Linked DNA regions of Homo sapiens: region 1 is linked to region 2. Evidence: chromatin contacts called from ENCODE Hi-C data. All regions are on one chromosome and are shown on one strand. The core of a region is the stretch at or near the end of the contact, and the rest is flanking DNA. Distances in the headings are between cores, read along the strand shown. Region 1 holds the start of NXPE1 (neurexophilin and PC-esterase domain family member 1). Region 2 has its middle 17 kb from the start of NNMT.

Region 1 (5,426 bases), core at 1,232-3,731, 280 kb before region 2:
CAGAGCAGTGCTGTGCATAATCCCCAAGAGGGAAGAAGAGAGCATGGACTCTCAGAAGACTGGATATTGGCACTCAGCACCAGGAAATATTTCTAACCACTCTCCCAGAAGAAAATGCAATAAATAAACCCAACATTTACAGGGAGGCTAGCAGAAAATTTCAAATGCAAAGATGAACACATAACCAAAAATTACCAATCATTTGAAAGAGACTAACACTTGAAAGAGAGGCATAAAGCACAATAATCAGAAGAAATTGACATGCCAAGAAAACAAAGTTAAAAGGACAGTTGATACAAGAATTTAGAATAAGTGTGTTTAATTACCAGACTGATGTGAGAGGATATTGCAGCCATACTTAGAGTTAACTAGATATTTGTTAAATTTAAAATATGATACGTGAAATAAAGAAAAACTTGAGGGACACACTAAAGTTCAAAATGAAAACAATAAACTGGAGAAATAAAATGTTAACTCAAGAATTCTTGCAGAATACAGAATAAAAGGAAAGTGTGATCAAAATTATGAAAGAAAAGTTAACAGATATTAGATCTCAGGTCTAATGGGCCATTAAAAGCGCCAAACATGATGAAGATAAAAAGATCTGCATAAAATTTCATAATACCAAGGATGAAGAGAAAAATGCTACAAAGATTCACAATTATACTAACTTTGACATCAGACATTTCATAAATGACATTGGATGCATGAAGAGAATGAAACAGTATCCTCAAGGCTAAGAAGAAAAATATTTTTCACCTAATTCTATAGCAAGTAAATTTATCATCTATTTAGGAAGAAAAAATATGTACTCAGTCTAATACTGGTCCCCTCTGAAAGAGCTACCAAAGACTTTACAAGATAAGAAACAAATTGAGTAGTGAGGAGTAGGTTTTAGAAACAATATTGGTTAAAGAAACCAAGGTAACAAACAATATTGCCTAATTGTGAGTGAGGCAATATGTTCATATGAACTGTTGACACATGCAATAACTTGGATGGACATCGTGGACGTTACGCTGAGTGGGAGAAAAAAGCCAATCTCAAAATTTACTCCCATGCATAAATAGTAGTAGTTGGGGTGGTGATAGTAGTAGTTGCTAATTATTTAGTGCTTAAACTAAGTGTCAGAAACTGTTTTTAAATGTTGTACATGTATTAATTCATTTAATCCTATGAGTACTTAGCACAGTACTAATAATACTTGTGATCTTCAAAACTAAATCTTACAAATTGGCACAGGGTCTGGGCATCCAGGCTTAGAAAGAGAGATGAAGTTAGATTTATGTTACAGAGCTGAAGTAACAGTCACATGACAAATATGAAGGTTCCAGAGGGAAGGGCATGAGGCATGAGAGAAAGGTCTCCAATATGTAGTCAGTAAAATATTATTCAGCACTAAAGAAATAAGCTATCAAGCCACAAAAAGACAGAGAAACTGAAATCCGTATCGCTAAGAGAAAAGCCAATCTGGGACAGCTACACACTGTATGATTGCAGCTATGTGACATTCTGTAAAAGTCAAAACCATGGAGACAGTAAGAAAACCAGTGGTGACCAGGGGTTAGAGGGGAAAGAAGGATTAATAGGCCTAATTATTCATATACACCCATATATTCCCTTTCATGTTACAGGCATTTGGCATAGCAGAAGTTACAGCAACATTTACTGTATTGGTGAATTAAATAATGTTTATGATAATGACGAGTTAATGAACCATATCCCCTTTCCCTAACTCAGAGCAAATAGTCCTTCCCCATTTATTAGATATCCTTTTCAAACCGATAAAAGATCCAGCTGGGAAAAGTGGCTCATGCCTGTAATCCCAGCACTTTGGGTGGCCGAGGAAGACAGACCACTTGAGCCCAGGAGTTCAAGACCAGCCTGGGCAACATGGTAAGACCCCATCTCTACAAAATACAAATTAAAAATATTAGCCAGGTGTGGCAGCATGCACCTGTAGCCCCTAGGCCCAAGGCAGAAGGATGGCTTGGGCCCAGGAGTTCGAGGTTGCAGTGAGCTATGATCACGCCACTGCACTCCAGCCTGGGCAACAGAGCAAAACCTTGTCCAAAAAAAAAAAAAAAAGAAAAAAAAAGAATTCTCAATCACCCACCAGTTCTCTGCATGGTGTCCACTGACAATTTGTTCTCTTGTTTGGAGTTGTCGTGAGACTTCAGATTTTCTGAGGAAAGCCTATCCATAGAGTCACTTGGGGTATTTTTACACTATGACTTCAAGGACCACAGCTGTTTCAGAACTAAGAGGTTTTCCATTCCCAAGGGTCACCAGTAACATGGAGAGAGAAGGAATCTCAAAGAATACCCGAGTAACACCCAGTTAACAGAGGCTGTGGAATTATCTAATTGTCAGTTAATTGTACTACTGTTTATTGCCTCTTCAAATCTCCACCCCAAGATAAGCCAATTTACGAGGAAAACAGACTGATGAAAATAAATGTGTTCACAGACAAGGAACAAAAACATTTTACACAGCCACAAGAGCCAGTTAAGAACTCACAGGTACTTTTCCAGCCACCCAGATAGGAGAGATCATTAAAACAGGTGAGTAAGCAAAACTATGGAGACTGCCTTTCTCTATTTCTAATCTTGCCAGTGGTCAGTGGAGGGCAGGGAAGAACAAAGCAAAAGAAATTAGAAAGACTGTGTCTGCTGAGGGGTTCTCTCAAGTCAGAGAAAGATAAGAAAAGGGAGAAAGCTCAGAAGAAAGTGTGGGAAACAAAAAAAAAAACTGATAGTGAGAGCCTCTCTTACTGACAAGGATAGGCTGGTTTTGACGGTGAGACAGCATCAAGATAAAATATTTCTCTAATAACCAACCAGCAAAAGTCCCCAGTGCTTTGTGGGAAGCAAGCATGGATACAGTCACTCAACCTAACATCTAGTTGGAGAGAGGAAGAAGGACATCAAAAATACCTGTTTACAACTGATATTTCTTTGCCTTGTTTTATGTATGACATTGTTTGGGTGGAAAATGTATGAATATGTCACAGGAATTCAAAATACGGGAGAGATCGTTGTGGTCTAGAGTTATGCTGGAAAGTTTCCTGTAGAGATTGCCCCTGAGCTGGGGATTCACTGACTATAGAGTCTAGATTGGTGCAGGGGCAGGCCACCCCAGGTGGGCAGTAGGATGAGTCATAAACAAAGCCAGAAAAGCAGGAAGGATTCTTTTTTAATTTTTGTCTTTGAGTATGTGTGTATCCATGTATTGTGCTTTGTATGTATATTTTTAATTTACATAAAAATGTGATAAAGATTTATGTTTATTTCTTTCTTCACTTAGAGCTGTTTTTAAGAGCTCTTCATATTACAGGTAAATCTAGTGAGTTGTATCTAACTGTTGGATAGTATCCCACAATACACATCCACTACATGTTTCTTAACCATTTCATAGTAATACATATTAAAGTCTATTTAATTCCCTACAATTACAGCTATACATATAATCAACTGAAAACAAACTTTGTATGTGATTCTTTATGGACCTGACTGAGAAGTCCTCTGTGATGTATCCAGAATGAATTGCTTGGACATAGGGCATAGATAAACACAAACTAACAGAAATATTGCCATTCTGCTTTCAAAACGATCATGTTAATTTGTACTCTTACATAGCACAGCAGAGTTATGTATAAAGATCCAATCTATATTGTGACCTAGTTCAGCTTAAGTCCATAACAGGAGGATTGTTTAGCTTTAGAAAATATACGAATGTAATACATCACATTTAAACATAAAAGTTTAAAAATTCATATAATTACCTCAATGAATCAGAAAAGGCCTTTGTCAATAACTCAACTTCCATTAGTAATAGAAACACTTCACAAACTTTCTTAAAAGAGAACTTCCTCAATCTAATAGAAGGCATTAAGAAAAGCAAATATCACAAATCCAACATCATATATTTAATTACACATAGTAAAATGTTGAAACTAACTATGAAAACAAGGCAAACGTACCCAATATGGCCACTTCTAATCATCTTTGTTCTCTATGTGTGCCTATATAAAAGCACTATTAAAATAAAGCACTTGCATTTCTACACATCAGCCACAGATATTTGTTTGGAAAATGAAATAAAAAGAAAAACATATAGAATGTGCATATATATGGATATATATATACACACACACATAAACACATATACATAGATGTGTGTATAGTTTATATTTATAATTATAAATAAAATTTATGTTTCCCAAAATAGTAGACTTGCTTATAGTCTCCTTTTGAGAGCAACTAGAAAAGCTAGAGGATGTTATATTTGATCTGTTAAGCGTCAGAGAGCAACTGGGGCAGTGAGGGGTTGAGAGATCTAGATTCTAGAGAGAAAGCAAGAGAGGAACAAAGGGCAGTTAGGGAAATAGAAGGAAAATGAGGTAACATATTCAAAGTGCTGATGCTTTTAACCACCAAAAACAAAAATAAATAAATAACACTTGTCAATCTAGAATTGTATAGCCCGCAAAAGAAACCCTCAAAATGAAAGCAAAATAAGATTTTTTAAAATGTAACCTTGAGAATTTGTCACTAGAAGATGTCTTACAGAATATTAAAGATAGTTCTTGAAGCAGAAGATAAATTCTCCCAAATGACAGTAGAGAACGGCAAAGAAGAATGAAAAAGAAGGAAACTAAATGTACAAATATAAATGAACAAGGATTTTATATATATATATATATATATATATATATATATATATATGTATTATATATAATATATTGTGGTGTTTTAAATATTCCTAGAATTAAACCAGTCAGTGGTGAGTGCCTATAGTCCCAGCTACATGGGAGGCTAAGGTAGAAGGATCACTTGAGCCCAGTAGTTCCAGTCCAACCTAGGCAGCATATTTCTTTTCCATCTCTAAAAGAAATAAAATAAATATTTCTAGAACTGAAATGCCTGACTATAGCAAGAAAATGTGAAAGAGTTAAATGTAAATGGAGTACAGTTTTCTAAGGTCCCTCATTTCCTAATAATTAGTAAAAGTACCAATTTATATTAGACTTCATTAAGTCAAAGATGCATATTGAAATTTCCAAAATAGAGTAGAAATTATTAAAGTAGTTTTTATAACAAGCTAAATGAGAATGGAAATAGAATAATTTTAGAGTTTTTGACTAATACACAAGAGGTCAAAAAGGGGGCCGGGCACGGTAGCTCATGCCTGTAATCCCAGAACTTTGGGAGGCTGAGGCACGCAGATTACTTGAGGTCAGGAATTCGAGACCAGCCTGGCCAACATGGTGAAACCCCGTCTCTACTAAAACTACAAAAAATTGGCCAGGTGTGGTGGCTCACGCCTGTAATCCCAGCTACTCAGGAGGCTGAGGCACTATAATTGCTTGAACCCAGGAGACAGAGGTTGCAGTGAGCCAAGATAGTGCCACTGCACTCCAACTT
Region 2 (6,266 bases), core at 846-3,345:
AGTCTAATGAGAATAAGTGAAGTTGTACACTTTCTCTGATGAGTTTGAGCACTTCTAAACATGCATATCAGTATCAGTGAGATAAGCTAAGTGATGTAACAGACCTCAAACCTCAGTGGCTTAACAAAATAAATGTTTGTTTTCACATCACAGACCATGATGGCAGGCAAGGGAAGGGTACTCCCCCAGTGGTCCTTTCGGCACTCAGACTTCTTCCATTGTGTGGCTCTAAGGCCCCAGAGCCTTCCATTGGATTCTCTTCATCTAGCCCTCAGAGGAGGGGAGAGAGCTCTCGGAGGAGATTGGAATGCGAGGGTTTTGAGGACACAGCCTAAGTAGTGCCATACATTAATCTGTTAATATTCTTTGGGTCAGAATTCCATCACATGGCCTGAGGCAAGGGGGCTGTGAAATACAGCCTGGATGTGTGCTGAAAAAAGGACATGCAAATTGGGGAGGAGTTAGACAATCTCTGTCACAAAATGCTTGCTAGCTTTTGGAGTTTCCTCTTCTATACATTTCCTGGTCATATTCTTGCTCCTTTTTGTCTTTAGACTTTTTCCTATTGTTGATTTGCAGTAGTTCCTTGTATATTCTAGAAAATATCTGTCCCCTGTTGGTTTTATTCACTGTAAATATTTCTTCCAGTCTGTCCACCTGATCACTTTGGCAGGAATCTAATTATCAAGCAGGAATCTAATTTTTTTATTGTTTTTGTATTTGTTTACAATTTTGGGGTATTTGTTTGTTCGTTTGTTGAGACAGGGTCTCACTCTGTGGCCCAGGCTGGAGTGCAGTGGTGCAATCACAACTCATTGCAGCCTTGACCTCCTGGGCTCAAGCGATCCTCCCATCTCAGGCTCCTGAGTAGCTGGGACTTCAGGTGCATGCCACCATGCCTGGCGTTTTTAATTTCTAGTAGAGTGGAGATCTCACTACATTGCCCAGGCTGGGGTTTATGATCTTAACCTCTGGATTCCTCTTGAGTGTACTTCATTTCAGGCACAGAAGTCTTTAGTCACTTTACCTTCCTTTGTCAATTTCCTCATCAGTCTCTAGTTCGCACAGGAGTCACTTGTTCAGGCACAGTGAAGAAGACATTCCCCCAGAGAAAAAGGCCTGCCAGAAAGCTAATTTCCCTGCCTCTAATTCTCTTTTTTGGCATCCAATTTCCCCTAATCCTGTAGTCCCTAGCCTAGAAAAACTCAGTTCTCCAAAGCCCCTGTGGAAATGTGCAAACCTGTTCAAGAAGCCCTTTCAACTGGCTGAAGAGGGAGACAAGAGCCAGCTCATGGAGTGTGTATCTATTAAAATGGTTGCAACAGTAAACAGTGCCAAACTGGAACTTTCTCAAACACACTGGAACTTCTAATCCCTCTCATGTTGTGTCTTGACTTTGATTTCTTGCTCACACTGTCTGACCCTTTGCCTGAAAAGCCCTCCCTCCCTTTGCTTGTCTAAATTCTTTTATCTTTAATAGTCAGCTTGGGCATGAATTCCAGGAAGACTTCATTGACCTCCCTCCACCATACCCCCAGGGCTAGGTTAATGGACCTCCTCTATACTCCCCAGTGCTCTGAACATCTCTCTCTCACTAAACTTGCCACATTATGCTCCAATGGCCACTTGTCCACTAGAAGGTAAGCTTTTTGGAAGAGCCTGAATCCCATTCATCTTTGTATTCCTCCCACTTGCATGGGCCCTAACGCACGGATTGGCCTTAATAGCCATTGAACGGATCTAGTGAGCTAATTGTGCCCCATCTGCTGCAATTGGTCCTACTGCCCCAGCTTCGTGGGTTTTAAGGAGGTTTTTACTACAGCAGAGAGAGGCTGGAAGAATTCTCCTCCAGAGGCCAGCTAGTGTGCCCCTCCCTCGGTCTGTCATCCAGGCAGCATATGGGCTAGCCTACGTCCCTAGTGGGACCCTGGGCCAGCAGGTCTGGGTTGGCTTTCCTGGGCCTCAGCTTCTGTGGTGGAGGTGAGGCAACATGTAGAATACATGGCCGGGTGGAGGTCAGGGCACTCTGCGCTGGCTGCGGCCTTCCTCTTCCTGGTTCCCTCATTCAGTGGTCAGGATCTGGGAGAACAGGAGTGCAGGCTGCCGGCAAATGAGCAGGCCGGGGACAAGCAAAGGAGGGAAGAGCCCTCCCACCCCACTGGCCCTGCAGCCCCCAAGCTCAAGACTTGGCTGCCCTCTTGTGCCCAGAGAGTGAAAGACAAGGGAAATAATCCAAAAACAGGTCTTGGTCAGGTGCCTGCAGCCATCCTGCTGTCCTTGTTCCTCCTTTTCCCAAAGGGCACATCGCAGAGACACACATTCAGCAGGATGACCTGCCTTGTCCCCAAGAATGGACCACCCACCCCAGTCACTGCCTGTACCTTCCCCTGAAGGTCTGAGTACCTAAGACCCTTCTCTGGAAGGGAAAAAGGAAGGGCTTGAAAATGAATAAGGGGATTCTCTGGGGCAGGGCGGGCAGACAGGGTGTGCAACAGGCAGGATCAGCTCCTGTCTGCCTGTAGATTCTGCTTTCAGAGGTGTTCTCTGCTCCACCTTTGGAGAGCTCTGGTCCAGTGAAAGGGTGACTACTGGGCTTAGCACCCTTGCCCTAGGGGCTCCCGGCTCACACACCACCATCTGGCTGTGTGAGCCCAGCCCAGGTCTGTCTATCCCAGGCACTTGTACTCAGCCCTCCCTCCAGCCCTCTGCCCCAGGTACTCTCCACAGTGCCATTCTTTCTACTTTTAGGGCTTCTCCCATTCTGAAAATCATGTCCTCATCTTTATTTGTTTATTTTCTCATTGTCTGCCTTCCCTTCCCTTCCCAACTAGAATGAGAGCAGGGCCCTCCCTGTCTGACTCATTCTCCATGGCCTCAGAATGCAGAATGGGGCTTGGCACATAGCAGACTCTCAGTACATGTTTCCTGATCGAGGTTTCCCAAACACGCTCAGCATCCTTCCGTGACCCCACCTTTGTCACGTGGCTTCTTCCACCTGAAACACCTTCGACGCCCTAGTCCACCACCACCTTCATCTCACCACCTGCCTGGCAACCTGCTAGTTCCTGTTAGTTCAAAGTCAGTGTGGACATGTTACCTCTTTGTAAAGACTCCATTATCTCCCCCAAATTAGGCATTTCTTTCTGTGCGCTCTCACCTCCTATAAACTGCTGCCACTACTGTCTGCAAGCCCAGCGAGGGCAAAAATTGTTATCCTCACATTCTTAGTACCTGGCAAATGATATATGAATACTTATTGGTGAAGTCTGATTGCAGGGGCTCCTAGAGCCACGCCTGAGCTACCTTCCTAGCACTGTCTCCTTCTGCTCTGGCATAGGGAGCCCACCCTTGAGCCAAATGAGCCAAATGAAACATCACATCATTCACCCAGCATCTTCCTAAACTCCCCTTGGATGGGGTTAACACTCAGCCTCTAGTCCCATCTGCTGCAAGCTTCTTCTGGTATCCAACTCCTGATCTGACCCCAGCACCATGCTTTTAGCAGTGTTGTTTCCTCTAGCAGGAATGCCTTTCCAACCATCACCCTCCTTTAAGATTCATCTTCGCTGCAGCTTCCTCCATGAAGTCTTCTCCAGTTCCCCAGCAGGAACTAATCCCTCCCTCTTCTGTGCTTCCCATCATCCCCTTGTATTAGAATTAGCAAATTCTGCCTTGTAGTAGAGTCCCATGCCTACTCAGTGGGGACTTAATAAAAGCACGCTGTGTGTTTTTTAATAAATTCAGTGAATTGTAAGCTCTTCACTGTCACTAGCCACGCCTTGTACATGTCAGTATCACCCTCTCTCCCGTGAGGCCAATAGCAATACCTACTCACACTGGGCCCACGTGTATATGGTGACTTGAGGATCAAAGGAGCCAATAGTCTCCCAATGTGAATGTTCACATAACTAACACCAGGTCCTTAGAAGAACCTATCGCAGGACACACACCCTCGTCCTGGGTGGCCCAGGCTGGTCCATCCTACTTTATGCAGCAAGGGGAGCACCAGGCAACCCAGTCTTGCGTAGGGCACCTGCCCTGGAAACCCTGCACATGTGCCTGGCTGCCTTGTTCTTTGCCTTATGCCTTCCCATCCCATAGCAGCTTTCTGGCTGCACACTCCTGTGTACACTTGGAGCTCCCCTTGGAAGGAGTTAACACTCAGCCTCTGGTCCCATCTGCTGCAAGCTTCTCCTGGTATCCAACTTCTGATCTGACCCCAGCACCTGGGATACAACCTCATTCATCACCCATGTGGTGACACCACTGACAGATCTAGCCACTCTCCACTACCTGAATCACCACACATACATGTGCACACACTCACATATGCACACATAATACACACACACACACACACACACACACATGAGTATTAGGTCCACCTCCCACCCCTACCAACAGTCACCTCTGGTACTCTCTGCCTGCTTGGAGCACTGGCCTGTTCTATCACACCAGGTGCCCAGAACATTAGTAGTGCCTTCTAGGGACAGTGCCACAACCTTTGTACCTAAGTACAAAGAGAACATTCTTGATGTAGCTGATATAATTTGGATATTTGTCTCCTCCAAATCTCATGTTGAAATGTAATCCTTAATGTGGGAGGTGGGACCTGGTAGTAGGTGTTTGAGTCGTGGGAGCAAATCCCTCATGAATGGCTTAGTGCCATCCTCACAGTAACGAGTGAGCTCTTTCACAAGAGAGCAGATCGTTTAAAGAAGCCTGGCATCTCCTCCTCTCTCTCTTGCTCCCTCTCTCGCCGTGTGAAATGCCTGCTCCTCCCTTGCCTTCCGCCATGATTGTAAGCTTCCTGAGGCCTCAACAGAAACTGAGCAGATGTTAACGCCATGCTTGTACAGCCTGCAGAACCATGAGCCAAATAAAGCTCTTTTCTTTATAAATTTACCCAGTCTCAGGTATTCCTTTACGGCATTGCAAAATGGACTAACATAGCAGCCAACATATTTCTTCTTTTAGTAATGGGTAAAGGGTAAGGTAAAAACTACCGATGTCAGAACTAACGGAGAGAAAAAGAGGCAGAGTAGGTGCATGAGGCAGAATGTGGTCAAGGGCTTACGTGTTGCAACTATGTTTAGCATGAGGACCAACCCTGGGCAAAGGTTCTGATGCTGAGCTTAGCACTGAGCTTTACAGAGTACTCCACAAATATTTGTTGAATGAATCGATCACTTACCTGCCCACCACCCATGCCTATCAACAGTTACCTCTGGTCCTCTCTGCTGGCTTGGAGCACTGTCCTGTTCTACCACAGCCTTAGTAGTGCCCTCTAGGGATAGTGCCACAATTACATCTAAGGTTCTTTCACTTTTCTTGAAGTTCACCTAACATAGTATGTTATTTCTTCTCCAGGTCTCAGCATGTGGGAATTCCTGCTCTTCACCCCTCAACCCCATTCCTTCACGTGGCTTACCCTCAAATATCCTTTACATCTCACCAATGTGCTGCTACTTCCTTCAAAAAGTCTTTCCCCAAGTACCTCCTCCCTGCCTCAGACTGGGTTAGATGGTTTGTGTTGGATCAAGAAAGAAGACAGCTTATCCAGCTCTCTTTAGAACCACTCATTTCATGCATATATATAAAGTCAGCCAAAACTCTTACATACCACATCACACACATAATTATTTACTAAGTGCATTCCTATTATATCTTTGGGGTCTTACGATAACCCTGGGGATAGGTATTATTATGTCCATTTCTTTCTTTCTTTTCTTTTTCTTTTATTTATTTATTTACTTTTTGAGACAGAGTCTTGCTATGTCGCCCAGGCTGGAGTGCAGTGGCAAGATCTCGGCTCACTGCAACCTCCACCTCCCGGGTTCAAGAGATTCTCCTGCTTCAGCCTCCCGAGTAGCTGGGATTACAGGCATGAGCCCCAACGCCAGCTAATTTTTGTGTATTTTGTAGAGATGGGGTTTCACCATGTTGACCAGGCTGGTCTTGAACTCTTGATCTCAGGTGATCCACCCGCCTCAGCCTCTCAAAGTGTTGGGATTACAGGCGTGAGCCACTGCACCTGGCAATTATTTCCATTTCAGAGATGAGGAAACTGAGGCTCTGAGATGTTAGTGACCCACCAAAGGTCACAGAGCAAGTAAGTCAGAGAGCCAAAGAGGAAAAGCCATGTCTCCTGATGCGGAAACCTCTGTTCTTCTCATTTCATGGGGTAGGGCTGCAGTATTCGCAGGGGTGAGGATGGAGGTGCTGAATGGGCTCAGAAGTTGTGTGGTGACAAATGGCCTAAACTA

What was found. A loop is a pair of places that touch in the nucleus more often than their neighbours do. Pooled maps may share reads with other maps.
Region 1: a loop to region 2 is called in a map of endothelial cell of umbilical vein, with 2.5 times the contacts of the local background. The contact joins the promoter of NXPE1 here to the enhancer-like site in region 2. A Hi-C loop is called at or near these places in 3 of 168 maps with a recorded cell type or tissue (Caco-2, endothelial cell of umbilical vein and naive thymus-derived CD4-positive, alpha-beta T cell) and 2 of 50 pooled maps.

Annotation. Positions count from the first base shown.
Region 1 is chr11:114,556,936-114,562,361 of GRCh38, reverse strand. NXPE1 (neurexophilin and PC-esterase domain family member 1) reads left to right here and starts at 2,481. Exons shown (of 9, transcript NM_001395504.1): 1 at 2,481-2,564. It also overlaps a transcript of NXPE2 not described here.
Region 2 is chr11:114,276,716-114,282,981 of GRCh38, reverse strand. It overlaps a transcript of NNMT not described here. Among named protein-coding and RNA genes, the nearest start is that of NNMT, 17 kb to the left of the region's middle. Within about 2 kb of position 2,095, at least 12 of the 41 ENCODE cell types and tissues checked have a DNase peak (open chromatin) inside an H3K27ac peak, as active enhancers do; they include endothelial cell of umbilical vein, where a contact is called at or near this core.